2 separate regions of the Homo sapiens genome follow, and region 2 is linked to region 1. Evidence: chromatin loops called from intact Hi-C (ENCODE). Cell type or tissue: sigmoid colon. All regions are shown on one strand. Links, peaks and the distances in the headings refer to the core of each region. The heading gives the core; the rest is flanking DNA. Region 1 has its middle 39 kb from the start of EHBP1. Region 2 has its middle 32 kb from the start of TMEM17.

Region 1 (15,520 bases), core at 3,826-7,825:
AATGAGGCATTAACATATTTTTATGGATTGTGCTACCATTATGGTTTTGGAGACTTCTCATCTCTGTTATTAAAAAGAAAAATCCTGCCATCTAAGCTTCTCATAAGAAACTATTTTTACATTCATAATCTTTAAAGATGCTTATGGAAAGAAGTGCTTTGAACTCTTTCAGTAAGATTTTAGTTCAGCCTAAAGCTTAACAATAATGTAATTTGAGTGAGGGTGGCTGATCCCCACCTGTCAGTGATGCTTCAGGAAGATACATAAATCACAGCCAGCATCTCAACTGAAACCAGTTTAAAAATTCATGCGGCTAACAGTCATTCCTGTGTGATCTGGTTTCTTAATACCTTATTACACCCTGCATACTGGGATTTTAGGCCTGGAATGTACCTTTAAAATTATCTTATTACACCCCTTTCTTCTATAGATGAGTAAACTGAGGTCACAGATTGTGACTGGAAAGCATACTTTCTTTCCACTATCCCTTTGCTGGTCAAAGTGTGCTTGGACCGGTAGCACCACCTAGGAGCTTGTGAGAAATGCAGGGTCTTGGGCATCCCACCAGACCAATTGCATCAGAATCTCCATTTTTATAAGGTCTCTACATGATTCCTATAAGTACATTCATGTCTGAGAAACCCTGCTTGATACCACATCTGTTTCCCAAAAGCAGTGCAAGGCTCTGTAATCCAATCAATCCAGATTCAAAATCCAGATTTTCCACTTTCCAACTAAGTGAACAAATTACACAACCTCTCTGGTCCTGCTTCCTCGGTAGTTAAATGTGGGTATTAATACCTACTCTGAAAGGTCATCATGGGTTTAAATGAAACAGTCTTTATATAGTTCCTATTCAAGTGTCTGAGGATAGACTGCTCAATAAATGGAAACTGCTGCTATTGCTGCTACTATGGCTACAACTATCGCTGCTTTGCTACTATTGCTGCTGCTGCTGCTGCTCCTGCTGCTATTACTACTTCTACTGCTACTACTGCTATTGCTACTAGTACTACTGCTGCTACTACCACGGCTCTTTGTATCATTGCTGCTACCACTGCTGCTTCTGCTTCTATCACTAATTCTACTGCTATTACTGCTAATAGCTGCTGCTGCCACCACCATGGTTATTAATATCTCAAAAAGGGAAAGTAACCTTTCAGACATTGACAAGTGTCCAAAGTGAAACTGAAGCCCAGGTACACTTCCTAATTTCCCGTCTGCTTTAAGTATAGCTAAATACTAGAGCCAACATTCTTGTTTAAGGCCTTTTCAATCCTTGGAGTAAAATGTAGAAAAAGGAGACAGCTTTTTAAAGATTTCTATTTAAACCTCCTGGAACAGTAAAGTCAATTTGCTCAATTCTGTGTCTTCTCAAACCATTATAGCTTCAGTGGGTCTGAGTTTCTTCTAGGTGGCAGCTTCTGTTTCCTTTAACTATGGAATACTGCCTTTCTCTAATTTTGCTTCTGGCTTCCAAAATATTTTCCACAGAAAGTTTTACTGGATCTGATAGTACATTTGTTTTCTTAGAAAACAGGATATATGTTAAACTCTGAGGTGACCTACTAATTTCAGTCTTTGTCCTTTCAGCACTCAGCCCTATGCTTAGATGTACTCACTTTTCCTTGCTTACGTGACCCCATTTTGAATAATTGTAAAGGGGGAAACACCCTCATTACATACAAATAGAATTTTGCCATTTTGCAAACTGAGATAGATGTTGATTTTCTTTGAGGTCCCAGAATGACTTCTAATCCTTGTTCTTAGAACTGAACATATGTGACTCAATTTGAAAACAATGGCTAAAATGTTAACCTCTTAGCTCCAGCTAGACTGGATTCCAAAAAGTTATAGATCCTCTGGGTAGTGGAATAGCATATTTGTTTGGAATGCACCCAAATATCCTAACAAGATTTGTGAAAGCATTTTGCAACCATTGACACCTAACCACAAAATGTCTTCACATACTCAACTAGTGACGTGTAAACAGAAGAACAGGATTGTGTAGCAGAGCCAGTTTCAGGCAGCCCCACAACAGAAGATAATGCATTTCCACACTTTGTAAGAAATGGCATGGCCTAATATGAATGGATACCATGAAAATTGTGCATCTGAGCACATGAGTGGGCTCTTCAGTACCAGTGGAAATCTAGGATGAAATGGAAAGCCCTTGAACAAGCCATGCTAGAAATGATACAACCCAACCTGTTACGGAGGTGAAAAAGTGCTGGGCTTTCCATCCCTCGGAGGCTGAGACTGCTTGGCTACTGCTAGGAGAGTACAGCGATGGGTATCTCAGCATGGGGTGGCATCTTGTGCTTGCTCAGTTTAGCAAGCACTGTGCCTTGTGCTTGTAATGAACACTTAAGCATTTGAAGGATCTAAATGAATCAGAAGATCTAGTATATATTTCTCAAAGCCCTCCCCCTTGCTCACTTACAAATTGGCTAAATTCACAAACAAGCTGCTTTATCAATTCAAGGAGCCTTGCATGACTCCAAGTGAGTTACAAGTCTTAGATGTAAATAAGAAGTTTAACATTTTCTGAGTGGGAATATAGATATAGAAATATACTGTGCTGTCCTGAATTCCAAAGGTGGCATTTCCCACTATCAAAAAAGGTTTAAATTATTTAAAAAATAATTTTAAATTATTTATGTATTTACTTATTTATTTTTAAGCACTTACATGATACTAACCAAACACTATTTTAAGCACTTTACAAATATAAATTCACTTAATACTCACAGTCATCTTCACTAGGAAGGTATTACTCTTGTCATCATTCTATAGAGGGGAAATAAAGTCATAGACAGTTTAAGTAACTTGCCCAAAATTACACAGCTAATAAATGCCAGGATTGGAACTCAAGCAGTTTGGCTCTAAAGTCTATGCTATCACTTACTATGCTACATTATGAGGTTATTATTTTGGAATTTTCTTTATACTTAACTAGTAGATAAAATTTTTAGCTTGCAATACTAATGAAACCGTGATGGTGAATTCAACAGTTGAATGTGCTAATTATTGGAGCTCTGCATATATAATATATAAGCTATAGGCTATATTTTTAATATCAAAGTCTTTATTCGCTAACTTTTTCAGTTTACAAGATTATGATAGCTTTTCCTTTTAGGATCATGTGTTATTATAAACTAAAAATATAAAAAGCAAGCTAAGCACTATTTTAAAAAACATCCTAAAGGTACAATGCAAGGGACCAGTTACAAATGCCCAGAACCTGCTAGAGATTTGTAAGAAATCATTTAAAAGAGACTGGAAATACATTATTTGCCTGTTGAACACCTCAGTTCTTCCTTTCCATGCTGCTATTTGCATGAAAATTTGCTGCTTAGGTCAGGGCTTATGATAGGTTAGAAAAGTTTCCAATAGCCGAACACAAACCCAGGAATCAAAGTCCCCCAAATATACACAAAGGAAAAAACACACACACAACCTACCTAATCTGTAGCTAGAGTGCTTCTGGGCCATGGAACCACCCCATTGTGCCTTGGCCACTCCAGCTCAGAAACCAGAGTGTTGCCATGGTGGCAGGGACCCAACCGTGAGGGCTGGTTTCAATACCCAGCAGCTGTTCACTTCAGAAAAAGCAGGATGGCAGCCCACTTCTGAATGCGCATTTTTCTCTAGGCTTTGACCTGACCTGAATATTGTTTCTCATTGAATTTCCTTTTATTTATTTCTTTTTAGATATCAACTTTCCTTGAACTTTTCCTGTCATTTGTGTTGCAGTTGGCAGAACTACAGAACTTCTCCCTTCTGCAAAAAATGTGTTTTTTTTCTTTAACCATTTCTAAGTTTTTCCCTGTGTTGTCTTTATCTCCCCCACTTCTATATTTTACACACACACCTGTGCCTCATTATATGACGACCCAGGACAAATTCATCAGGTTTGTTTATTCCAAGAAGTGTGAAGGCCTCAGGTAGCCCCCTAAAAAATCCCTCCATGACTCACCTGACAGCAGAAATTTGTCCTATGAAACTTTGGAGCTGGATTAGAAAATATGACCCTTTACTCTCTTCATTCTGGCCATGGTCATAGAATCTGTGTTTAATCCTAAACACATTCTCAATTCACACTTGATTCATAACCTGCTTTTTTCTTCTCTTTGTTTACATGTTGGCAAAACATAAGGAATGTAAAAATATAAAAACTATTATGAATTATGAGCCCTGCTCACAAGGATTGTAGAAAAACTGTTCTTGATGCAAAAAGGAGCTGCACTATATTTAAGGTGAATTTATCCCTCTCCAGCTCTAAAGGAGTTTGGAATAATTTATAAATGAGGTTGTACTGCTGTTGAATATTTTTTTTAACTAGAAACAGTTTGTTTACAAGTTGTTACTAAAGACTGTCAGAAAAAAATGCTTGTGGACATGGTATCCAAAAGGCTGACAGAACCCAGAACTTGCTTGGTATTCATTTGAGAGCTCATCCAACATTATCCTGCACAGTGTATAATTACTTGCATGTTGGGAGCCAAAAAAGGGAATGTAACCCTGTGAGTGTGTGTTTATACTGAAAAGTTGGAGAAGCAAAACAATTCAGCAGCATTCTTCATCCCAACATCTGGGAATAATTAATTTGCTAGCTATGATGTATAACATGAAGTTGATAAAGTTGCCTGAAGCTCTGCATTTAGACCATTTGCCTTATTTAAAGCTTTCTGCTTTAGGGTTTAACACTGTGGCTAATTTTAGTAAATCTTTTTCTTTTTATTCCTGAAATGCTGTGATGAGGAGGAACCTTCTGCTTATAGTTTCTTGATCATTTTCTTTTTGCTCTTATTGTCAAAGTGTTCAGGAAGCTGACACTCACAAACTTTGCCTCCTTCTTCCTCTGCAGTGCAATGCTGCAAGAAAAAGTTCTAGAAACTGAGGCCCTGGAAAATGTCATTGGGTTTTTACATCTCTCTCTCTTCTCTCTTCTCTCTCTCTCTCTCTCTCTCTCTGTCTCTCTTTCTCTCTTTCTCTCTTCTCTCTCTCTCTCTCTCTCTCTCTCTCCTAAACACATATTTGAGCTCTGAAGAGTTTCTCTGGAATAGAGAATGTGTTTTTGTTCCATTTTACAAATCTTAGGCTAGGATACTGGAGACTGTCATGTGAGACTCTCAGTATATTACATATGGAAGGTATTGTGACAAGTTCTGATGGTTTATGTTAGGTGCTACATTCCCTTGATTGTGACTTTTAGAAAGAAAGCACAATATAAATACAATGTCATCTTATTGAATCTAACAGTTCAAGGTGGTACAGGGGGCTTTTCAGTCCCAGGGCTGTCTCCTCCAGTTTCTCACTGAGGCATGCTAGAGTGAAACACAGTTGTTACTCTGACCTTAGTTTGTTTAATTTGGGATTTCAGAATAAGAGCAAGTATCTTATTTTTATTGGCTGAGTGCTCCCAGCTTTGAACAGTGCTAAAAGTTTTCTATAGCACTTTTGAAAGCTCATATTTCACAACATCCAGCTATTTTCTTTGGAATCCTGGTGAGAAACAAACTGAGGAACTCCCAATATAGTCAGGCTGAGACTATCTCATTCCCCTCTGTCTTTTCTTAAGACTTATCTCCACACTTTGACAACTGTTTCACATCACTTGTGCCCTGTATTTTGGGATTCTTTGGACTAAATTATATGTTGTTGTCCTTCATGGTGAAAAATGATAACTTCTAGAAAAATGATAATTTTCTATTTATATAGATAGGGGTTGTACTCACAAAGAGTAATGGCCTGAGGGCTTGTCCTCAGCCCAGCACACGCTCACTGGCCCGAGGGAGAAGATGCTTGGGCAGGGTTGCTGCTTTTGCTCATCTGCCTCTACACTCACAGTCTCTGCATGTTGTGACAGCTTCCTGCTTCCTCCTTCAGAGCTTAGAAGCAGGGACTGGACCTTCTTATCAGTGTCTAAGTAGTCATGCCATAGCTTCCAGATGCCTGTGCATGGGCCAGTGACTGGGTTGACACTGGTTGGTTATGAGGTTTCCATGACCTGTTTTCTGATACAAAAGAAAGAAAGAAAGAAAGAAAGAGAGAGAGAGAGAGAGAGAGAGAGAGAGAGAGAGAGAGAGAGAGAGAGAGAGAGAAAGAAAGAAAGAAAGAAAGAAAGAAAGAAAGAAAGAAAGAAAGAAAGAAAGAAAGAAAGCAAGCTCCCTGAATACAGGGACCTTCCCTGTCATGTTTACCACCTAGAAAAATTTCTGGTGCCTATCACTTAATAAATATTTGGCTAATGAATGAAAAAACAGATAAGTGGAAGAGTAAGGTGAGTTTTTCCTGATACTGAATGTATTCATTTTCAGAATATAAACTTCTGATACTGTGTCCTTCCTACCTTTTTGCTTTTACAATTTATTTATTTTTGTTAACAAAATGATATAAGTCTAAAGAGTTACTAGGAAGATTTTGGGCAAAAAGGAAGTATTAAGCAACCTGATGTCAGTTTCCAAAATTCTTGCACTGGCCTATAAAATTCAAAATTTGGAAATCACTGCCCCATGCATGCTTTTTCTTGCTATTGCCTTGTCTTTCACAATGTACGTTTTCTTCATAACATTTGCCTATGAAGGGGAAATAAAAGGTTAATGCCTATGAACCAAAATGAAAAACATAATTCTAAATCCATATCACTAACATTGAGCATCCACTTTGTGCCAGGCCCTGAGGTATGCACATTCACACGCTGTCCCACAAAAGTCCTGAGAGGCATGTGTTATTACTTCCCTTTTACAGATGAAGTGACAAGTGAGCCAGATTTTGGATGATCCAAGGAAGTTATGGGTGGCGGAGGAGATCCAGGAGAGGTTAATGGAAGATGTGGGACTGAATTGAGTCTTGCTAGTCAAAGATAATTTGGCTGAAGAAGAGGATGGCATTCTGGCAAGAATAAAGATGAGGAGAAGGAATGCGCACCACATAATTTGGAACAGAGTCCAGACTGACCTGAATGGAAAGCAAGCTGCAGATAGGAAGACTGTGTGCACATAGATAATTGGACAAGATCCTCATTTTGCAGGTATTTGGTTGGTGTCTTAGTCCGTTCAGGCTGCTATAAGAGAATACTATTGATTGGGTGGCTTATAAACAATGAAATTGTATTTTTCACAGCTCTGGAGGCTAGGAAGCCCAAGATCAAGGCACCACCAGATTCAGTGTCTGGTTCATAGACAGCTTTGTTGTGTTCTTACATAGCAGAAGGTGGTGAGGGTGCTCTCTGGAGCCTCTGTTATAAGAGCGCTAATCTCATTTATGACAGCTCCAGTGTCATGACCTAATAACCTCCCAAAGGCCTTATCTCTAAATGCCATCACACTGGGCATTAGGATTTAACATATGAATTTTGAGGGGACAAAAACATTTAGTCTATTTGTCTAAAACTTGCTGACAATTTGGCTTCCCATTCAACGAGTCAGTGTCCTTAAAGACATATTTGTCTCTTTGAATTTGTTTACTTGACTGTTTTGGGCTCCAGTGATGCTGCCTGGGAATATTCAGAAGCTGGGTGATTGTGCTCTTAACTGCCAAGCATGTTTTCCTATAAGGAAGATTCTCTTCAGACCTTAGTACACAATCTGAGGGTCTTTAAGCATAATCAGTCAATAGCTCTGTTGCTGAGTGTGCAATGTGTTCTTAGTTTTCTACAAGAGCTCAGAACTTTCCCAAAGGAGCAGAAGCCTAGCCTATTACAAGTTTCAACCCCACTAATGCATGCATAAGCTTAATATAAATATTGTATGAGGCCGGGTGCAGTGGCTCACCCCTGTAATCCCAGCACTAGTACTTTGGGAGGCCAAGGCGGGCAAATCACCTGAGGTCAGGAGATCAAGACGAGACTGGCCAACATGGCAAAACCCTGTCTCTACTAAAAATACAAAAATTAGATGGACATGGCTGCAGGCACCTGTAATCTAACTATTCAGGAGGCTGAGGCACAAGAATCGCTTGAACCCAGGAGGCGGAGGTTGCAGTGAGCTGAGATTGTGCCATTGCACTCCAGCCTGGGCGACAGAGCCAGACTCCATCTCAATAAATAAATAAATAAATATTGTGTGACACTAATCTTACTAGAAAGTCCTATTTTTTTCAATGGTGATAGCCTATGCATTTAAGGATATGCTCACCATATTAACTCTATGTCATCTCACTCATTGAAGAATGAAAAGTTGGTAAACTTGGCAAGATATGTATTTGTAAAGCACCTAGCTCAAAGCCACGTGGTAGGTGTTGAAGCTACAATAGATTCCTATTATTCATGGATTTCATATTTAGGGATTTGCCTACACACTAAAAGTTATTTGTGGGCCAGGCGTGGTGGCTCACGCCTGTAATCCCAGCACTGTGGGAGGCCGAGTAGGGGGTGGATCACGAGGTCAGGAGATCGAGACCATCCAGGCTAAGAAGGTGAAACCCCATCTCTACTAAAAACACACAAAAAATATTAGCTGGGCATGGTGGTGGGCACCTGTAGTCCTAGCTGCTCAGGAGGCTGAGGCAGGAGAATGGTGTGAACCCGGGAGGCGAAGGTTGCAGTGAGCGGAGATCGTGCGCCACTGCACTCCAGCCTGGATGACAGAGCGAGACTCTGTCTCAGAAAAAAAAAAAAAGTTATTTGTAACCCCAAAATGAACACTCATGGTGCTTTCATTGTCATTCATGGACATGCACAGAGCAGTGAAAAATTTTAGTCATCTGACATACACATCCCCAGCTGAGGTTAAACAAGGTGATGCTGTGCATTCTTGTTCCAGCTCTCATACTGTAAACAAGTGTCCTTTTTGCAGTCTATTTAATGCCATGTTTTTCACATTTGTGTTTTTCTTGATAGTTTTGATTCTTTTTTTTTGAAATGGACTCTTGCTCTGTTTCCCAGACTGGAGTGCAGTGGCACAGTCTTGGCTCACTACAACCTCTGCCTCCCAGGTTCAAGTGATTCTCCTGCCTCAGCCTCCCGAGTAGCTGAGATTACAAGTGTGTGCCACCACGCCTGGCTAATTTTTGTATTTTCAGTAGAGATGGGGTTTCACCATGTTGGCCAGGCTGGTTTCGAACTCCTGACCTCAAGTGATCCACCCACCTCGGCCTCCCGAAGTGCTGGGATTACAGGCGTAAGCCACTGAGCCCAGCCGATTTTGCTTTTTAAGATGGACCCCAAGTGTAGTGCTAAAGTGCTATCTAGTGTTCCTAAGCACAAAAATCACCTTACAGAGAAAATATGTGTTAGATAAGCTTTGTTCAGGCATGAGTTACAGTGTTGTTGGCCATGAGTTCAATGTTAATCAACAATATATATTAAAGTAAACAAGGCATCTTTAAACAGAAACACACATAAAACATAATTATGTATTGATTGGTTAACAAAAATGTGACAAGAGGCTTGCAGGAATCTACTCCTCTATATTCCCTAGGGGTGTTGGCTCACTATTTGCTAATCAGTGTTGTCAGTGACTTTATAGAACATAACTATTATGAATAGTAAGAATCTACTGCATTTATTATTATAGTAGTTCAAGAAAGCCAAACTGTGTGATTGCTCCCTAAGCCTAATCTAGAAAGCGTGTTGATGATATTGTAAGGTTATGGCCAGGTGTGGTGGCTCATGCCTATAATCCTAGCACTTTGGGAGGCTGAGGTGGGCAGATCACTTGAGGTCAGGAGTTCGAGACCAGCCTGGCCCACATGGTGAAACCCCGTCTCTACTGAAAATATAAAAATTAGCCAGGCATGGTGGCAGGCACCTGTATTCCCAGCTACTCAGGTGGCTGAGGCAGGAGAATCACTTGAACCTGGGAGGCAGAGGTTGCAGTGAGCCAAGATTGTGCCACTGCACTCCAGCCTGGGTGACAGAGCAAGACTCCATCTCAAAAAAAAAAAAAAAAATTATATCAGGTCCTACCGTCTTTCTTCTGCTTCTGCCTTACCTGTTTCTCAAAGTAATGTCTCTTCACAGTTCCCATTCAATGTAATATTTCTTCAGTTCTTGAGCTAATCTTGACTAGGGCAGAAAGTTAATAATTCCTTGGGCCTACCGTTCGTTAAGCTTGTCATGAAGTCAGAACCTCCAGCCCCACTCTTGTCAGACCTAGAGGCCCACCTCAGTGATGAAGCTGTCAGGCCAGAACTTTCAGGTGTACATCACAGTCCATCATACTGGGGATCTGTGTCCAAAGATGATCCCTGAATGTCCACATCATCATTGAATCTCATTACCTCAGCATTTCCTACAACTGAGCACCCACTGTCTAACCGGTATCAACCTAGTCAAGTTTGTACTCTCACAGGGGAGACAGACCAATAATCAGATGCACTATAATGTGTTCATTCATGTGCAGATGATGCCGTGAGAGTATGAAGGAGCGGTATTAAATCCAGCAGGAAACCTCAGTAAAGGTGGTTTTAGAACATAGTCTGGAAGAATAGGAGTTGGCCAGGCAAAGAAGAGAGTGAAGGGTATATAAAGACGTCTCAGATAAATGGAACAGCATGAACAAAGGCATGGAAGCGTGAAACAACATGGATTATTCTGGAAATCACAAACATGTGAGTATTACTGGTTATAAAATGGAAGGAGATGAGAGATGGGAGATGAGGCTGGCTGGGGAGAAGCCCTGTCATGTGGCACTATTCATCATGCCACTGTCAGGAAGCCAACAAAGCAGGGTAACCCAAGATACATGATTAGATTTGAATTATACAAGGACCATTCTAGTGTGTCTGGAGAATGAGTTCGAGGAATGTCAAACTGGAGATGAGGAGACTGTTTTAAAACTTTTCCACTAGTCCTGGTGGGAGATGTTGAGGTCCTGAGCTACAGCAGCAGAGATACTGTAGAGGAGAAGTTGATTCAAATAATATGAGGTAGTAAAATCAACAGGATTTCGTGATTGTACTAGTCAGGATGAACTGGATTATGCTATGGTAGTAAATGATCCCATCTGAGTGGCTTAACACAAAAGTTTATTTCTTAATCATGCAGCATCTGCTGCAGGTCTAAGCATCTCTCCAAGGCAGCCACCCTCCATGACTGCTATCCAGGCTTCTTTGATTCGGTGATTCTACCACCTCAACATAACATCTCTGCATTCAACACAACAGTAGAAGAGAAAAGTCTCAGATAAAGAGAATCAAGAAAGAGCTTTTCACTGCCTTAGACCAGTAATAATAAATGAATTTCCATTCACATTTCATTGGCCCAAACTAGTCTTATGGCTCTGCCTAACTGGAAGTGGGTCAGGAAGTAGAGTCTCTTGTGTGCCCAGGAAGAAACGAAGAATTGGATATAGGTAGGCACTGGTGATGTCTACCACAGCCCAAGAGCATCGTGGAATAGAGATGGGCTAATCACCAGAGTGATAATGCACATGGTGGATAGAGAGGTACGATGAGACTATGATAACCCTCAGCTCTCTAGCTTCAGTGTCAGTCAGTAAAACAGGGAAGACTGGAGGAGCAGTAGATTTGAGGGGGAAATGATGGGTTTAGGGCACATGAAACATCCTAGAGTAAACGTTATATCCAGAGATGAGAAGCAAAAGTAGAGTGGGGTGGAGGGTAGTTGTCAGGCAAAGCTGAAGGCAGGTACAGGGTTTGAATATTTTAGGAGGGGCAGCAAACAAATCATGGTCATGAGTGGCAGGCAAAGCAGACAAATAATCAGGAGAGGGTGTATGGGAAGAAATGTAGACTGATGCTCAAGCTACTCTCAGCATCAGGTATACATTTGCCTGATGCTGTATTTTAAAATGTGTTGTTGAATGCCTGACCCTGCTCACAACTTTAGCTAGTAATGGGAGCCCTAGTGTTCTGTCTCTCTTCACCTATTCAGCCTGGATCCTGCTCCCATAAACAATCCTTCTGTCTGGAGCCTGGCCACATGTAGGCAACCTGCATTCATCCCTTATCCCCAATCTAATCATACCTTGGAATATCTTCTGCCTTTCACTAGCAAAGACCACACCATAAGACAACTGGCTGCATCCTTTAGACTCTGCTTTAGACCCTTGTCCCAGGTCCAGATTCTCATACAGGAAAGTTCCTCCAAACTCCATCCTGAGCCCCTACACACATGACTGGGCCTGGCCCTCACTCACTAGCCTCCCTGCCAACTCAAGAGAGCTGTGGTCCCAGCTTGTCATGCCGTTAGAAATTCAAGAAGGTCAATAAAAGCAATGGTTTCATGTGTTTTCCCCCCGAAAAACAATGTGTCCTTACTACCAATAAAGGATGAAATTTCTCTTAGACTTACAGAGTGGGAGGTAAATGGCATATAGGAACCACCCTAGAAGCATTAAGGCAGTCAGTGTAGGATTAAGTTTGCTCCCAGCTAGACATGAGGCTCCGTGTCCAGAGTCCGTGGCTGATATTACAGAGGGACCTAGAGTGGGGAAGAAAGAGTTTCCAGGAAACTCATAGTGGCTTTAGGCAGTAGGTCAGAACTGCATCCTCATCCCCACTAGGAGGAAGCTGAAAATCCAAGATCAAGTCTATAGAAAGACTCAATAGGTCCCATCAGGGTCCAGGGAGGTGAAGCAGTGCCATGACCCCAGGAATGCCAAGCGTCATGGTCACACTGACGAACAACACTGTTCCAGGAGTTCTTGTCTGAACAAGAAAGTGTTAAGATAGATAGAGTCCTGCCTCCCCAACCCTTTTTCCGGGAAGATTGGCAGAAGCAAAGCAGCAGGCAAGGAAAACCCTGTTAGGGGCATGGTGCAGGGCAGATCTTCTCCAACGCATGTGAAACTTTGAGACCCAGGCTTGAGGGGATCAGATAGGCAGGCTGGCTGTTCCAGAGGCTGCCTAAGGGCAACCCTACCTGACAGAACCCCTGAAGTCTTTGAGCCTCTCTCTGACCTCTAAGAACAACTTATTCCAAGCTCCCACTATTGTCTGGGTGAGAGTGGCTACACTGGTTCAATGCCAGTGTGCTTGAGAAAAGCAGCCTGCCTGTGACTGGCAGCTCCCTGAAAAAACCGTGACAGGGGCAAGGTGTGGGTAAGAGCTAAGATGAGGCCCTGTGATAACTGCCAAAGCTGACATCTAATTATTTGTTCCAAAAGAGTAACATATCTACAAACCATCCCAAGAGTGTTCAAGTTTATACCATTGCTTAATGCAATTAAAAAAAGGTAACAAATATGAAAACACATTGTATACTATAACACTTTGAATAAATGCAGGGTATCAAGACTCTTTAAAAGTTAGTCATGTAAAAGTAGGCTTTATAGCCCAACATTATGGAGAGGCACTGCGAGAAGTATTTTATGTACATTATTTTATTCAATTTGCCCACAACCATAGGAAGTAGGTACTGTTATTAGCACAGAGTATCCAACCCTAGTCATGCAGCTAATTGGCAGATGGCAGAGCCCATGTTCAAGCCCATATATGTGTTGATCTAAAAAATCCTCTGCAATAAAAAAAATCCTCTGCCATGTACCATGACCATGTACTTTCCCCAAAGACTAAAAACACTGCCGTTCTTTGTTTCAAACATCCAGCTGAGCTGTCTCTTCACTTACTGGCTGCAGAGGTTATTCCTGCATCACCAGCTCTGGCCTCCACTCTCAGCCTAAGAGCAGCCTCTTGGGGGTGTTGAGGAGGGCCTGATTCTAGAGGAGGGCTCTTTCCAGTACTAAGTCCACAGTCCCCTGCTCTGACTGCTTCAAGTGCTGGGGCTTATCTGGCAGCCCTCACATTCCTTCTAAGTTCCCTAGGCAGGACACATTCCTGACTGGGTGGAAGGAAGAATTCCTAGCATTCTTCAGCCACTGTCCTCTTGGAGCTCTGAAACTCAAGTGGGATGAAGGAAAAGAAAAAAGAAAAAACCAACCTTCATTTCTAATGTTTGGAATTAATCTGAATTAAGTCCTGCTCTCCAAGCCATGAGAAGGAAAAAAAGAAAGGGATTCAGGATCACTGAGACATGTACTTGCGGAATCAGGAATTCTCAACTCTTTCTCAGTAGTTTGTAGGGCCTGTGCGGTCTTTGAATTTGACCTTCATGGTTGACAGTTCGGATTGTTTGTCATTATTATAAACGATTGCAACCCTAATTTCAGGCATACTTTGTAAACAGAACAGTCAAGATGCTTGTGTGAACATTTCCTCTCTGCGACAATAACATAATACTTTTATAAATGGATTTATTTATTTATCACTTACATTATCTCATTTGATCTTCACAAGAAATCTATGAGGTTGGTATTGTTATAGTCATGCTTTGCTTATCATTGTGGATAAGTCCTGAGAAATACATCATTAGGCCATTTGTCATTTTATAAACATCATAGAGGGTACTCACACAAACCTACTACCCACCTTGGCTATGTGGTATAGTCCATGGCTACACACCTATGCAGCATGTTTGTATACTGAATACTGTAGGCAAATGTAATACAATGGCAAATATTTGTGTATCTAAACATAGAAGAGATACAGTGAAAATACAGTATTATAATCTTATGGGATCACTGTATTATGCAGTCCATGACTGACCAAAATGTTGCTATCAGTGCATGACTATATTTTCATTTTTCAGAGGATAAATGTGAGCTGACAATTGAGGTGATTTGCCTGCTGTCAAACAGGTGGCAAGGCAGAGGTGGTCTGTGACCAGGTCTTCTGACTTCCCTCCACCATGTATCACTGAAGGCCTCCCATTATGTCATCACAGATACTCCAGGGTGTTAACTGGGAGGCTCCCCAGTTTGTGGGTAACATCTGACTCTCCCTCCCCAAAGAGAGACTCCAGCGAGAGACTGGGGATTTGGAGGTCCAAGTCATGGCAGAACTGGGTTGCTTGCTAGGACACAAGGTTAGCATGCCCCTGTAGCAGCAATGTGAGAATCAGAAAAGGTGACTGTGCATCTCAAGAAGCCGAATCAAAAAGCCAAGCCAACCACCTAACCAGTGATTTTCAAGGTATGAACTGGTAGGCCACAAGCATCCTCCTAATGTTCTAGAAGCATCCCCAAATATGTCTTTTCTTTGGATCTTACTAGCAAATGGTCCTTGATAACCTAGATTTTCATGTGTGTGTATGTGTGTGTGTGTAAAAGCTACTTAATAACTGCTGAGTTGTTAATGGTAGTATTTCATATTCATAAATAAAAATTTAGCACGTAACTAGAGTTTACTGGGGGCTTACCTGAGCATTCACCTGGCTGCTAGGCAATACTTGGCAATATTTGAAGAGCTCCCACTAAAAACATGCATGAGCAGATTGTTGAAATATCCTCAATTTTGGGGAAGTTTGCTTTATATTAGCATCAGTGCTGTATCGAGTTGGTTGTGCTTTTTGGTGGTTTCTATTCCTGCTTTTTAATTATAAATTACATTTCATTTACCTTCATCACCCTCTATGTTGTTTGAAGTGGGTTGTTTGGTTAACCCTACAGTAGGATAGTGATGCCTGTATAAGTTGACACAATTTATGACCTATAAGTTTTCTATGATAAAACTTTAAACCAAATGTGGATTGTAGTGCACATAGGAATCATCT
Region 2 (15,520 bases), core at 6,143-10,142, 190 kb before region 1:
GGAGCTACAGCAGTAGAAGGTCAAAGCAAGTGGGACCTGAATTTGACTTGCTATGTTTGGTGGAAGGTGTGGGTGGCTCAACTGCTCAGCTGCATGCGGGGCCATGGAGAGTGTTTCGTCCAACATTCTCAGTCCTGGCTGCATATTGGCATCACCTGGGGACTCCTTTTTCGAAACACTAATTCCATGGCCCCGAGCCCTTAGACATTCCATTTTATTTAATTTATTTATTTATTTGAGATGGAGTCTCGCTCTGTTGCCCAGGTTAATAGGTTCCAGGTGAGACCCAGGAATCAGTGGTTTGGTTTTTCTTTTTTTTAAGCTTTTTATTCTGAAAAACAGGGAATGGAATGACCCCACCCTCTTACCCCCAATTTACGTATTATCCCATTTAAACAATTTCAACACTTAGCCAGTCCTGTTGCAGCATTTCCCCCCGCCCACGCCTCCCCACCCCTGCACCTGCCCCTTGTTTACTTTGAAGCTATCACAGACATTCCCTGCCCATGATTGCAGGATCCCCAGGTGGTTCTCTTGTGCAGACAGGATTGAGACCCACGGATCTAGTCCAATCCCTTCATTGTGTAGATAAGCAAACTGCAGCCCAGAAAGGAGAAAGGACTTGCGAAAGTCCCACAAAAAGTCCCTTCCTACTTTAACATTCGATGAACATGTGAACTTGGAAGCACTATAGAGACTTCTGAAGTGTCTTTGTCAAAACACTTCTGGGAAAGTTCACCCAGGAGCCAAGGCCTCATAGAGATAGAGTGGGCTCTGCCTCAGGTGCCAACTGAGCACTTGTCTCTTCTGGTTCAGTCCTGCTTTGTTCTGCTTAGTCTCATTGAAAGACTGAGCAGTAATGACCCTGTTTGAATCCTCCCAAACTGCGTGTCCCTTTGGTTGAAAGTCAGCGGCTCTGTTTTCTGGCTGCAGGGCCAGGTGGAGCTGTGATGATTCAGGGCTGGGAAAGTCAGGGTTTCTGGCCTAAGGAGCTCCTCTAAGCTCCAGAGACATGGAGGCCAAGTAGTCTCAGAGGTTCACACAGTCTGCAAAGGCCAGGTGGCAGGGCCTGGGGTGGTGGGTGAGCTTCCCTGCAGGAGCATGTGGGCATGCCATCTCTCCTTTTTTTTTTTTTTTTTTCTAATCAGAAAACAGATGCGAATTGTGAAACCAAGTGTTTGTTGACTCAGGACTCAGGACGTCTTTCAGAGGAAGCAAATCCTCGGGGTACTCAGCATGCCCTCTGCTGGGTCTGGTTAGGAAGGCTTGGGGTTGAGGAGTTGTTAGTGGTATAACAGTAGCCCCAGAGTTTGATGTGGCTTTGGCAAATGTGCAGGGGGCTGGAGTGATTCCCTTTCCCTCCTCTAGGAAAGCCCCTTTCCACTTCACCCCTGCTGGGTGAGCCCTGTCCTGGTGCTCTTCCACGTGACTCTACAGAGGCAGCCAGCAGCCTTACTGGCTGGCTCTTAAAGAGGCTGCGGTTTGGCCCAGGGCTGAGCAAAGAGAGAAGGCCGTGTGTTCTCTAGCCTCAGGAGAGCTGGGGGCAGGGTATGCCAGCACATCCCTGGACTAGCCTACACCCTGTCAGGTTTTCAAAGCATGGAAAAGACCCTAAAAATTAGAAGATTGGGACCCCACATCTTCGTTTGACATTTAGCCTGAAGTCCAAGGGACAGTCATCTTTGGCCCCTTAAAATATCAGTGACTTCCAGTGGAATTACAGTTGGGGTCCTGACTTGAGCTGTTGATGTTTTTGTCACATCTACGTTTAACCTCTAGATTGCTAGATAGAACTGTGTGTATGTGGGTGCATGTGGGTGTTGGGGGAGAGGGTTGTCACAGTGGACTGAGTGTTCACCATAGAGAGAACTTGGAGACACAGGGGAGAACCAAAGAGTAAAGTCCCAGACTGCAAGACCCTTATGGTTCAGCTGATAAGCAGACAGTCCCATATATGTGCAAGAAACCAAGGATGCTTGTATTTGTGTTTGCCAGCAAGGCCGATTCAGGGGGCTGAAGCCCATCAAGTGTGGCTGTCAGAGAACTGGGGGATGGCTCAGAGGTGGGAGGGGACTAGCTAGAGGCATGGTAGCTAGAGCTAGCAGAGTTTGACAGAGCCAAGTGTTGTCCTTGGAACAAGAACCAAAGGTAACCTAGAAGCCCACATACCCCATTTCTGAATGCAGACCATGGGGTCAATTAGGGTCTATGTCATGTCAGGCCCAGCAATGGCAGCCACCCACCTCTTTTACCCTCTGTCATTGCATCCCCAGATGGCCAAGCCAAACAATACCTTTACTGTTCCAGGAAATGTACAAATGCATTTGATGATATTTCAGGTACACATTTAATTTTTAGTTAGCATAAATGTGTACACTATACAGGCAACACTTAGTACAGAAGAAGGTACATACCTAAATTGGCTAGTGGCATATTCCAACCTCAGGTTCAGGCCAAATAGAACTGGTTGGGCTTGTGGAGATTGCTAACCTCTTCCCTCAAAGAGGACCCAGGATGGGATCAGGGTGGGATGGGACATGTTATGCAAGGCTGGGAGGTCACCTGACCCCGTCACATGTGTGATCTTGGGGAAGTACAAACTTTGCTGAGACTTTTTACCTTCATTTTCAAACTGCATGGGCTCATTTAGCTTCTTGCCAAGATCTTTTCAGCTAATTCTTTTCTTTTTTCTTTAATTAAAAATCCAGAGATTGAATTGCCCTAGAAAATGCAAACATTCAATGGTGTTGCCAAATTAGGATTTCTTCTCCTCACTTTCAGAGCTCTTTCCAAGGAATTTTATTTAAAGAAAACAAACATTTACAGTTGTTGGTTCATCAGTCTGCCTGTTGCCTGTTGCCAGGTGTTGGGAGGCAAACAGCAGTTTGAAGACTATCTGGCTGTTCTTCTGAGTATAGTTGCTGAGGTCAGGAAGATAGAAGGACAGAAGGAGGCACATTCTTGGCTCCTGAGCATAGGAAAGTGTGCAAGGAGGCCCAGGTGGCTTTTCTGTTGGCTGACACTTTGCAGTCTTTGAGAAGACGCAGTGTCTGGTGCTCTAGAAGCAGGCTGTCTCCTGGCCATTGGCTGCCTGGGCAGCCTGGGTCCTGCTGGCTGGCTGCAAGTTTGTCTCAGGTTGTCTGATCTCTTTCCTTTCCGCAGTCCCTGAGAGAGTCCATCCCCACTCCAGTCCCAGGGCCTCTGCCTTTGTATCCCCATGTTCCCCGGGCCTTGATCCACATGTCCAGCATGTCCTCTCATTTTCCTGGCCCCTAAAGAAAAGTTCACCCCTGAGCCAGCAAGCTGCTCCTTCCTTCAGGTCTTGGAGCTCTAAGAAGACACCCATTAGTTGGTTTGTTTCCCTTTGGCATAATTACATCTTGATTAGTCTGCTTCCTCCACTACACTGATTAATCCTTGGCTGGGGGCACCTTTCCTCTGTATTATGAGCACTTCTCTCTCAATCTCTCCACCCCTAGGGTATAATTCCAAGGTCCTAAAGTTCCTCTTCCAAATCACAGGATCCTGGGGCTGGCTCTGGAGAGAGTTAAATGGGACATTGCACTCAAAGACAAATCTACTGTAAGGTTCTGATCTGAATCCCGAAATCTACATGTTCCCATGCAGAGTTCTCAATTCCTGCTTCCTCAATTCCCCTGCCTGGTGTGGCTGCCCTCAGAGGGATAAACATTCATGAGCAGATTTGGGCTCATGCCACAGCCTGTAGTATTTCAGGTGAGTGCAGTGTCGATAGATGAACATTTTCACAAGTGCAGCTGCCTTCAGCTGGATGACAACCAGCCCTCACCTCCTTGGCCAGAGGCCCAGGCACACAGGGTCCTCAGTCACTCACTGTGGCTGGCCCACCACTGGGGGTGGGGTCCACCTTGAAGCAGCCTGCACAATCCCACCAGCTTCTCTTCACCTTCTTGCATTCTCCCAGCAAGACCACAGCCCCTCACAAAGAGCTCCCAAAGAACGGTCCAGGGGAAAATTCAGCTGTCTTTATTATCTCCTGTTCTCCAAATGGCTCATGGGAAAGAGATCAGGTCAACTTCATTTTCTCTCAGGAGGAACACTGCAACCAACACCCTTATTTAACTTAACCACTCCAGTTCCAAGGGCTGCTTACTTGAGCCTGTCTTGAGAACAGAGCCTTTGGAGCAAGCAAAGCCTGTTTGCAAACAGTGAGATGTAGGTCCTCTCCTGGGGGCTACAGGCTGCTGCTTCTCAAAAAGAGGCCACACCAAGGGAATGTGAGCAATGGAGAGGAAGCTCAGCCTCTCTCCAGATGCAGGGTCTGGACTGCGGGTTCCAGGTAGTGCCCTTGGGCCCCGTGACCTGAGGAGCTGAGAGAGGCCCACGAGCAATCAGCAAGTCACTAGTCTTTATTAGGCACTTAATGCGTGTGGAGGGTTGGCAGAAAGGCTGTAGGTAGGGAAGCTAAAATGTCCTGGCCCGTCTTGGGAAGCTTAGAACCAATTGGGGAAGTAAGACCAACACAGAGAGCAGTTAGAGTACATAAAGGCCACTAGCTCACTCTGTGACTCTGGGCAATGCTCTTAACCTCTCAGAGGCTCCATTAACTCGTCTGTAAGTTGGGGATAATATTAACAATAGCCAAGCCAAGGCTGGACCAATCAGGTGAATTTTTTGAGCTTCCTTCTGTTTCTAAGACTGATGACTCTGTGAGATCTACACTGTACTTCAAACTTCTTGTTCAAAGGAGTTCAAAGAACGGTAGCACTTGTGGGCTAAAATGGTCAGAGATTGCTTCCTAGATTGGGAATTCCTTGCAGGTAGGGCTGGGGAGTTTAATCTTTGTGTCTCAATCCCTAGTCCACTCCTGGAATTCAGCAGGTGCTCAATAAATGCACCTATCCTGAAGGAGTGCTGGGGAGGGGGAGGAGCTTGGTCTGAATCTTGAAAGATTAGAATTTGTCCGGTGCCTAGGAGAAGGGAGGGCCTTTTGGGCAGGGGGCAAGGCTGAGGCTGGAAGCCAGGGTAGAAACATGGCATGGATAATGGCTGTGGGCTGGTGTGCCTTGCTGTTTGTTGACAACTTCTGCACAGCAAAGCATTTAATGTCTGAACTCTTCTCCACGGGCTGCTGACTATAGTCGTCTATGGTGTTTCAGCCCATCTGGCAGAGGGACTCTTGGCCCCATTAACGTGCCTTTATCTATATTGGAAGAGCAAGAACTCAGATGCGGAGTCAAGGACCCTGGCTGGAGTGGGGAGCAGCCCAAAGCCCCAGGAGCAGTAGTGCTGAAGCCAACCTTGGCGGGGTTTCAGCCTCGGCAGCAGGTTGCTGAGAGTGTGGGTGGGAATACAGATATTTTGTTCAGGGAAGTGGGAGGAATTTCGAGTTCTTTTTGGAAAATAGGATAGGTTAGCTCATTTATTACTCATCCAGTCTTTTAAAGGATAACACAGACTTAATGCTAATCTAAAAGTATTTTCCAACAAAAGCTCTGAAATGTGAGAGGGACACAAGAAATGTCACAAACAGCTCCCTTTCCAGCAAAAGAAGGGTGGGCATGAAGAACCATAGCAGAGTCTTGGGGCTTTCCCTGCAGCCTGGAATGAGAAGCCCTTCATGGTCCATGTCTATTTGATTACTGCAGACTCTAGGCTTTCCATGCACCACTGAGGAAGTAAAATCGAGGGAGAGAAGGATATTTATTTATTGGCTCTGGCTGGCGTCTCCCCTGTCTGTCTCCCAAATGAAGCTATTTGGGCTCACTCCAAACCTTAGGGAGTGGACAGAGGCTAGTCTGCTGGGGATGGAAGTTTTGCTGGCTGTCATTCCACTCTCCCAACTACCCAAAATCCAAAACAGATGTATTTCCCAACCTTCCTGATCCAGACTCAGATGCTCAAGGTCAAGGGGATCTCCTCAGTATTATTTCTGGTCTCATGGACACTGGGCAATGGGGTGGTAGATTGCTTTTGGGTTCTCCCAGGTTTTAATGTGTCTCTCAACCAATGCCTAGAACTATGTTAGGCATAGTTGGGAGATAAAGAAAATGCACAAGACAGAATTGCTTGCCTCAGGAAGCACATGGAGGTTTAAGATATCAAGATCAACACATTCAAAACAATTAGAAGTAGACTGTGTCAAGGTGGCAATTAAAGGCAACTTTCTTAGAGCTCAGCCGTGGCTGGCCTATTTTGGAGACACAACACACACAGAAAGAAACTCAGGAGTGTCTGGGCTGAGAGATTCTTCAGGAGGCCAGAACTGCCTCTAGCAATAAGAACCAAACTCAGAGATGGGAAAACTTCAGGATGCAGGAATCACAAAAATCAGGTGGCTTCTCACCTAGAGATGATTTACTATCCCCTCCCTCTCCTCCATTAAGAGAATGTTAAATAATAGCCAACATTTATTATGCATCAGGCACTGTTCTAATTGCTTTAACAGAAGTAGGTCAATTGATCCTCTGAATACCAGTGAAGTAGGTACTATTATTAACCCCTATTTCTGGATAAGAAAACTAAGGTACTGGGAGGACCCAACCACACCGCCAAAACCCAGAATCCAGAGTAAGGTTCCTGATCCCAGGCTCAGCTGCTCCCTGTGGGCCAAGCTGAGGATCTGGCCAGGACTTAGGAGGTGAGAACATAGTAGAGACTGCAGCAGAGATGGTAGCCTGAAGCAGAGATGGCCCCTTGGAAGTTCTGGAGGGATGCAGAGATGTCCTTTCCTGGGAAAGTAGCCAAATCAAAGAACTCCCACCCAAGGCCTCTTGGCTGCAGAACCAGCTTTACCCCTCTCCTCCCCACTCCCTGCTTCAGCTGCTGGGAGTGAGGGAAGCAGCAGAGGATTGCAGCTTCCCCAGGCTTCTTGCTGATGAAATATCTCATCTACACACTTTCCTACTGTTTACACATCATGGTGAGCAGGTGGGCAGACCACAGCCATGCAGATTTTCAGACAGCCTCAGGAATACCAGGACTGGGGCTGGTAGGCAGAGACTGTATCAGCAAAGGACATGTTGGTGGAACTAATGACCTGGTAATTTCCACAAGGGATCACAGAGGGATGCTGGACAATGTGGCAGAGACTCTGCTTGCTTTGGAAACTTTCAGAAGAGAAAGGAGGAAGTAGGTCTTCTTGGAGGATCCCAAGCTTGAACTGATCATTGCAGAAAGAGTGGAAGTAAGAGGGGCTGGGTGTGAGTCTCCTGAACAGAGACGAGAAGGACTCTGCACAGCCACAGGACCATCCATGCAGGGACCCAGGGAGGCCACACTGAGGATGGGGAGGGGCCAGAGTGGTGGGGTGGAGAGGCCTTCACTGTGAGCTTCAGGAGGGCCTGCTTGTCAGGCTTTGGGAGTCCTCAAAGAGCCTAAGAAGGGAGCTGCTGCGTTCTCCACAAACCCTTATTTTACTTGTTTTGAATAAAACTGAAGCAAAAAAGGAGAGAGAATCCTGATTTTCCTTTTATAAGAGACAAAACTTCCAAAATAGTTCAGTTTTGCAGTCCAGTTGCTTTGATAGGAAAATTGTGTGGAGAGGGATATTTAAATGAGATCTATATCTGTGGTGAGAATAGCTCCATTTCCCTGAAATGTTTGCAGCCACAGCATTCCATGTCCACAGGCTTGCAAATCTCTCCCAAAGCTCAGCCCACAACCTGCTCTTCAACCCACGCTGAAGCTGCGTCTGTCTCCAGAACAAATAATACTATGTCTTTCTTCAGGCCATGAAAGCACGGTAACGTTCCTACATAAAATAGCAGCAGCTAAGGGGTCTTTGTTGAATTAAACAGGAGGCAGCAAATTCAGGACTAGATAATGAACACCTACTGTATGGCAGCTACTGGGGAATACAAACATGAATAAGACCTTACCCCTTGAAGAGGATCAGAGGGCCGGTGAACCCATGGGAGACACAGCCCAGGGTGCCCTGGGGGCTGGTAGCATGACAGACTTTTCTAGTTTTGGCTCTGAAAATTCCACATCCCAGGAAAACTACCCTAAACCCATATCCCCAGTCCCAGTTAAACTGGGGCTATTATTCATCTTCCGAGGGTCTCTGACTGTTGGAATCTGTTTCCTCATCTCGTTCCTTGCCTCTATCCCACCCCTGCAAATAGGCTTTTGAAATAAGCCAGCATTTAACTTCAGATAATAATAATGATTGATAATGAAACTAAAAACAGCAACAGCAATCTACCCTTGATGATAGTTCACCACCCCGGCTGCCTATTGGAATCACTTGGGACGCTTTTTAAAAAGATCAGCACCCAGGTCCTATCTTAGAACAATTAAACCTGATGTTCTCCAGGTGCTTTCCATGTGCAAGCAGCAGGAGAAACACTGCCTAGGGTTTAGGATGCTGCAGGAGAAGCTCCAGGAGAAGCAGCAGGAAGGGGGCTGCCCAACCCTGGTGTATTTCCTGGGGTGTTTTCAGCTTCTGAGCCAGACCAAGGCCACTCAAGGATGGTGAGGACAGACCCGGCAGGTCCTAGCACAGATGCTAATTTGGGAAGCAGCCTCTGAGCCGCACCACAGGCACTCCACTGTGTCTGTCCTGTCTTGGGGCACAGCGGCAGAGGCATGCCCACGCAGCCGGGCTCAGCGCCTCTTCGAGAGGGACCGCTGAGTGCGGCTGTCCTCTCCAGTGGGCCCGGGAACCTACGAGAGTCCCTGCCCACCCATTTCCAGCCCCCTGGCCTTGCTTCAACAAGTCACGCCTGGGCTGTTTTCTAGGCTGCTGCTCCCTGGCGGTTCTGGGTTTCCCATTTGTCACCTCCGTGAGAGAAATTAACAGTTTTGCCAGACCCCATATAAACAGGAAGGCAAGCTGTTAACAAGAGCCTCCTGCCCTGCTGCCAAGCCCAGAGCTCACGTTTCCTTTCTCAGAGCCTGTCAATTGTAAAGAGGAGAAAAGAAAAGAATGGGCTCTCTCTGGGCACTGTATGGGTTCTCTTGCGGCCACTTGAATGCCAGTGTCGGGCTCGCTGACAGCTGGGTCTGCAGCTGGCTGGTTTTGTCTGTTTTTTGAGGGACAGTCAGGGATAGCCACTGATTAAATCAGGAACAAAACATGACTACACTTGCGGCTGTGCAGACCAATGCTGCTGAACAGCAGAGAACAATTAATTGCCATGTTGTGGAATGTGTGGATGGGGGCGGGGAGGCAGTTGGCAAATGTAAGAATGTGCAGGAAAATGTCAAGCAAATGCTCGTGTTCATTAGAAGCTGAGGGAGAGGGAGCCAGCTCAGTGTGTTCCCAGGACCTACCACGGTGTCAGAGCTCTGGCCACTGCCTGCGTGCCCAGCAAGCAGCCTTCCCACTGGGGGCGGTCAGCCCACTGATGTGCTGCAAGGGGGTCATGCTTTGTCAAATAAGATAGGGAGCCCCTCAGCTCTTGGGGTGGCAGTTGTATCCATTTTCTTGAATATAGGGCACAAAAATGCCCATTTTCTATGTATGTTGTTGCAGAAAAAGGCTGGCTCCCTGCAGGTTTGCTGTGGGCTTCACTCTAGGCACTATGCAGCATCTACTGTGATGCTCTGGAAGCTTGCAGCCTGACTCTTATCCAAAAACCAGACAGGGAGGGCATTGGTGGGAGGCAGCAGTCCCTCAGCCTTCCACTACCACCAGGTAAGAAGATGGCTGCTCTTCAGTGATGCAGATTCACAACAGCTTCTGCAGAAAGACAGGAGCGGGAGGCTATGTGGATACAGGCACTCTTCAGCTTATGATGGAGCTACACCCTGATAAACCCATTGTAAGTAAAAAATATTGAAGTAAAAAATGCATCTGATACCCTGATAAACCCATTGTAAAGTTGAAAAATCCTAAGTTGCACCATCATAAATCAGGGACTATCTGTATGTATTTAAGCTAGGGAAGTGAAATGCATTCATATATTAAAAGAGATGGAAAAGAAGAAGAGCAAGAATGGTATCCAAAGGGGTCTGGAATAGCTGTGAGATGGTTTGGGGCCTGGACAAGGGGAATTTAGAAATTGTTGGATGCTTTTTGACATATCTCTATGAATGTTAAAGACTGAAATTCCTTTTTATAAAAGCTTTATTGCTTGCTGAGCTGTGTATTGGACTTCCTGCTGAGACTGAGCCCCACAAGGCCCTGGCATTTATTGGGGTTACAGAAGAATGTTATCTTTCCTATCCTGTGTCCTCCCTGGAGAGTTGAGCCCCAGATAAGGGATGGTGTGCAGGTGGTTTATTTGGAAGTTCTTTGGGAGGTGATCCTAGGGGGCAGAAGTGAGGGACTGGGGAGAGAGAGGGAAGGAGGGATAGTCAACATACGGTGTGTTATTGAGGCCATTGCCGAGCAACTGCAGCTTAATCCCTCCCAGGACCTTCTCTCACAGCCGGGAGCAGTGGCTCACGCCTGTAATCCCAGCACTTTGGGAGGCTGAGGCGGGAAGATCACCTGAGGTCGGGAGTTTGAGACCAGCCTGGCCAACATAGTGAAACCCCATCTCTACTAAAAATACAAAAATTAGCCTGGCGTAGTGGCAGGCACCTGTAATCCCAGCTACTTGAGAGGCTGAGGCAGGAGAATTGCTTGAACCCAGGAGGCGGAGGTTGCAGTGAGCTAGGATCGCACCACTGTACTCCAGCCTGGGCGACAGAGCGAGACTCCGTCTCAAAACAAACAAAAAAATCTCTCAGGGTTGTCTATCTGATGGTCAACCAGAAGAGGCATTCATCTGCAGCTCCCACTGGCCCCTGTTTGAGGGTTACACTGGAGCCATTAACTCCCTCACAGTCAGAGCTGTACATATGCGAGTGCTAAGTGGGCTCCCATTAGTGTCCACAGCATTGTAGAGATCCCAAAATAGAGAAAGCAAAAGACATGGGCTGGCTCTTAAGGCAAGAGGCTGTCAGGATGAGGCCAGCATAGACTGCAGTTAGAATCAGGGGTGAGGCTGAGATGGGAGGCAGAACACCAGAGGTATCTGATCTATTATCACACAGAATGTGGGCCAGGCCCCTTCCTGACTTGACCCTTGGAATGACTGAGATACAAACACAGGAAGGGTACGTGGCCTTAGGCCAAGCTGTGGCAGAGAAAACTTCAGAGCATCTCTACATTCCTTTATCTGCTGTCTCCTACCTTGAGGGGCCGCCTGACCTGCAGACTTTAAGGCACTCATGTAGTGGCAGCTCCTGGAACTCCCACTGCTTCACCGCCTTTCTGCGGGGCTCCCCTGCCCTACTGCCTGGATCCTACAGCTCCCCAGTAGTCCCACCAATTGCCATTAAACCTCCCAATCTTTACTGGGAGGATCTCTACTTACTGTTTCAAGGCAAAAAGATGATTAAACTATCTCACATGGTTGTAATTTGGGCCTAAAATAAATGACTCTAGTGGTAGCATTTCATGTAGGCAGGTCCAAGGAAGACAGATTTGTAGACAGAGTTGGGAAAAGGGTCAAAGAGCCAATGAGTCTCCCTATCCTGAGGGATGCCTTGACGGAGCCACAGCATGAACTCATGTTTTCCTGAATCCATCTCAGTTCATGTGACAGGATGGAAATGCTTCCTTTCTTAGCCAGTGTTGCTTGTAACGAGTTCCCTGCAGCTCAGGGAAGGGAGCAACATGTACTGCTTTGTTGCTTCCTGTATAGAGAAGGCAGGAATGAGGAAGTTCAGAGAACACTGTCCTGAGCAGCTGCCACAGGAGACCCAGCCCAAGCTCTGCATGCAGAAAGGCACATGGCAAGAAATTCCCATCCTGCACACGTGGATGTGATGGACACCCTCACTCCTTAAATTTTGAGGCAACTAGACTGAAAAGGGCTCTTGCTTGATTTAAACAATTGAACTCTTCCTTTTGGCTCAGGCATCTTGTTGCTTCTTGCACTGGCTTTGCCACTGACCTTGGGTAAGTCTGAGCCAATGCTGGATGAATAACAGAAGATGCTGGTCCCATTTATTTCATGTACTATGCTTCTGGTAGGTTGTGGTTAGTGCTGTGGTATTTTTATTTTTCTAGCTTTCTTTATTTAAAAAAAAAAATTAAAAGATAAGTTTTAAAAATTATTATTTTGAAGTTTACCGTAACTATTAGCTCTAGTTCTATCCTAATTTATGCTTCCTTTGAAACAATTCCCAAAGGGTCTTCTTTCCCAAAAAGGAGCCCAAAAGGGAGATTGGGGGGAGTTTAGAAAACTTAGATTCTGGGCTTTTAAAAAATTGACATATAATGATTATACATATTTCTGGGGTACATAGTGATGTTTTGATACATATAATGTATAGTGATCAGGGTAATTAGCATATGCGTCATCTCAAACATGTATCATTTCTTCGTGTTGGGAACATTCACTATTCTCCTTCTAGCTGTTTGAAACTATATATTATTGTTAACTATAGTCATTCGGCACTGGCAGAGAACACTAGAACTTAGTCCTCCTATCTAGCTGTAATTTTGTATCCTTTAACAAATCTCTGCTTATCACTGTCTTTCCCCTACCCTTCTCAGCCTCTGGTATCCTTCCTTCCACTTTTTACTTCTATGAGATCAACTTTTTCTTAGCTTCCAATATGAAGGGGGACATGCAGGGAGAGTGTTTAACTTTCTGTGCCTGGCTTATTCACTAAACACAATGTCCTCCAGTTCCATCCATGTTGCTGTGAATGACAGAATTTCATTCTTTTTTTTGTAGCTAACTAGTATTCCTGATGTATATATACCACATTTTCTTTACCCATTCATCCGTTGTTGGACACCTAGGTTGATTCCATATCTTCATATCTTGGCTATTGTGAATAGTGCTGCAATAAACATGGGGGTGTGGATGTCTCTGATATACTGATTTCCTTTCCTTTGTATAAATTCCCAGTAGTGGGGCCGGGCACAGTGGCTCATGCCTGTAATCCCTGCAGTTTGGGAGGCCGAGGCCAGCAGACTGCTTGAGCCCAGGAGTTCGAGACCAGCCTGGGCAACATGGCAAAACCCCATCTCTACAAAAAATAAAAATAATTAGCCATGTGTGGTGGCAAATGCCTATAATCCCAGCTACTTGGGAAGCTGAGGTAGGAGTATCGCTTGAGCACAGGCTGTTGAGGCTGTAGTGAGCTGAGGTCATGCCACTGCACTCCACCGTGAGTTAGTGACAGAGTGAGACCTGTCTCAAAAAAAAAAAAAAAAAAAAAAAAGATAAATTTCCAGTAATGGGATGGGATTGCTGGATCATATGATAGTTTTATTTGTAGTTTTTTGAGGAATCTCCATACTATTCTGCATAGTAGTTTTATTAGTTTACCCACTGACAGTGTATAAGGGTTCTCTTTTCTCTGCATCTTTGCCAGCATTTGCTATTTTTTGTCTTTTTGATAATAGCCACTCTAACCGGAGTGAGATGATATCTCATTGTGGTTTTGATTTTTATTTCCCTGATGATTAGTGACGTTGAACATTTTTTTCATGTCTTTCTTTGTTGGCTATTTGTAAGTCTTCTTTTGAGAAATGTCTACTCAGATCATTTGCCCATTTTTTAATGAAAAAAAATTTTTTTTTTCCGTTGAGATATTTGAGTTTCTTGTGTATTCTGGATATTACTTCTCCTCCATTGTGAATAGTTTGGAAATATTTTCTCCCATTCTTTAGATTGTCCTTTCAGTCTGTCGTTTTCTTTGCTGTACAGAAGCCTTTTCAACTTGATGTGATCCCATTTGTTACTTTTTACTTTGGTTATCTGTTCTTTTTGAGGTTTTACTTAAGAAATCTTTGCCCAGATCAATGTTCTAAGTTGTTTCCTCTATGTTTTCTTCTAGTAGTTTTATAGTTTCAGGTTTTAGATTTAGGTCTCAGATCCACTTTTTGATTAAGGGTGAGATGTAGGGGTCTAGTTTCATTCTTCTGCATATGGATATCTGGTTTTACCAGCACATTTTATTGAAAAGACTGTCCTTTCCCCAGTAAGTGTTCTTGGCCCCTTCGTAAAAAAAAATCTACTGGCTATAGATACATGGACTCATTTCTAGGTTCTCTATTCTGTGCCATGGATCTATGTCTGTTTTTATGCCAATACCATTCTGTTTTGGTTACTACAGCTTTGAATATTTGCAGGACTGGTAGTATTATGCTTCCAGCTTTGTTCTTTTTGTTGAGGATTACTTTTCCCTGAGGAGGCTATTCAGGGTTTTTTGTGGCTCCATACAAATTGTAAGATTTTTTTTTCCATTTCTGTGGAGTATGTCATTGGTATTTTGATAGGGATTGCATTGAATCTATAGGTGGCTTGGAGTAGTATGGTCATTTTAACAATATTAATTCCAATATTCTTCTAAACCGTGATCATGAGATGTCTTTTGATTTTTTATTTTTTGTATTCTCTTTAATTTATTTCATCAGTTTTGTAGTTTTCCCTGTAGAAGTCTTTCACCTCCTTGGTTAACTTTATTCCCAGGTTTTGTGTTTTTTTGTTGTTGTTTTTTGTTTTGTAACTATTGTAAATGGATTGCTTTCCTGATTTCTTTTTCAGCTTGTTCATTGCATATAGAAACATTAGTGATTTTTGTATATTTATTTTGTGCCCTGCAACTTTACTGAATTATTTCATCAGTTCTGAGAGGTTTTTGGCAGAGTCTACAGGTTTTTCTATATGTAAGATCACGTTGTCTGCAACTGACTTCCTCCTCTCTAATTTGGATGCCCTTTATTATTTTTTTTCTCTTGACTAATTGCTCAGCTAGGACTTCCAGTACTATGTTGAATAAGAGTGGTGAGAGTAGGCATCCTTGTCTTGTTCTAGTTCTTAGCAAAAAAACTTGCCGCTATTCCTGGTTCAATATAATGTTAGCTGTGGGTTTGTCACACATGGCCTTTATTGTGTTGAGGCACTTTCCCTCTATACATAATTTACTGAGAGTTTCTGTCATGAAGGGATAGGTCTGGTTTTATTAGTCAGAGTCTAATGAGAAAAACAGAACCCCTTAAAGGTGTGTGTGTGTGTGTGTGTGTGTGTGTGTGTGTGTGTAAGGGGGGAGCATTTAACCTTCTACAATTATGGGAGCTGGTTAAAGAGTCTGCGAGGCTATCGTCTTTGTGTCTAGTGATGGAGTTTGAAGTCCTTGGAAAAGATAGTTGGCAAGTGCAGGTGAGAAAAAGGACAAGCTGGAACCTACAAGCATAAAGTGGAACCTATGAGGAAGGATAGAAATCAGTGTCAGTTCCACCACTGCTGACTGGATGGTTTGTGTGTCCTTCAGAAAAGCTGGCATCCTCTGTCATGGAACTAAACACACATTTAGCCTGGAAGTTGGAGAAGCTGAAGAAGGATCCAGGGGAAGGTAGAACTGCTGTAGACTTGACCACTACTCCTTACCAACAAAGTGAACCAGTGGATAAAGGATAACCTTTGTGAGTGACAAAATGGCTGCTGCTTAACTTCCAAATCTCACACACGAGTTTCTCTATTGGCACAGCCTAACCAGAAACATATAGGAAAGGGAATTCTGTGAAATGTAGTTCAGCCTAGCCAAGCTGACATATTACAAAGCCACCACATGTCCTAAACAAAAT

The links. A loop is a pair of places that touch in the nucleus more often than their neighbours do. Peaks named below come from ENCODE experiments on the same cell type or tissue, not always from the same donor. Only the 100,000 strongest peaks of a DNase experiment are listed, where the experiment ranks them.
Region 2: it touches region 1 in a loop (1.9-fold over the local background); 3 of 110 quality-filtered maps call a loop at or near these places.

The regions. Positions count from the first base shown.
Region 1 is chr2:62,659,144-62,674,663 of GRCh38, forward strand. It overlaps a transcript of EHBP1 not described here. Among named protein-coding and RNA genes, the nearest start is that of EHBP1, 39 kb to the right of the region's middle. RefSeq lists enhancers at 900-999, 1,050-1,159, 3,440-3,489, 12,203-12,704. In sigmoid colon, for the core only: no CTCF peak of the experiment used is centred there; a DNase peak (open chromatin) is centred at 5,828; H3K27ac peaks cover 448 bases.
Region 2 is chr2:62,466,762-62,482,281 of GRCh38, forward strand. It overlaps a transcript of TMEM17 not described here. Among named protein-coding and RNA genes, the nearest start is that of TMEM17, 32 kb to the right of the region's middle. RefSeq lists an enhancer at 8,855-9,587. In sigmoid colon, for the core only: no CTCF peak of the experiment used is centred there; DNase peaks (open chromatin) are centred at 8,640 and 9,170; H3K4me3 peaks cover 1,586 bases.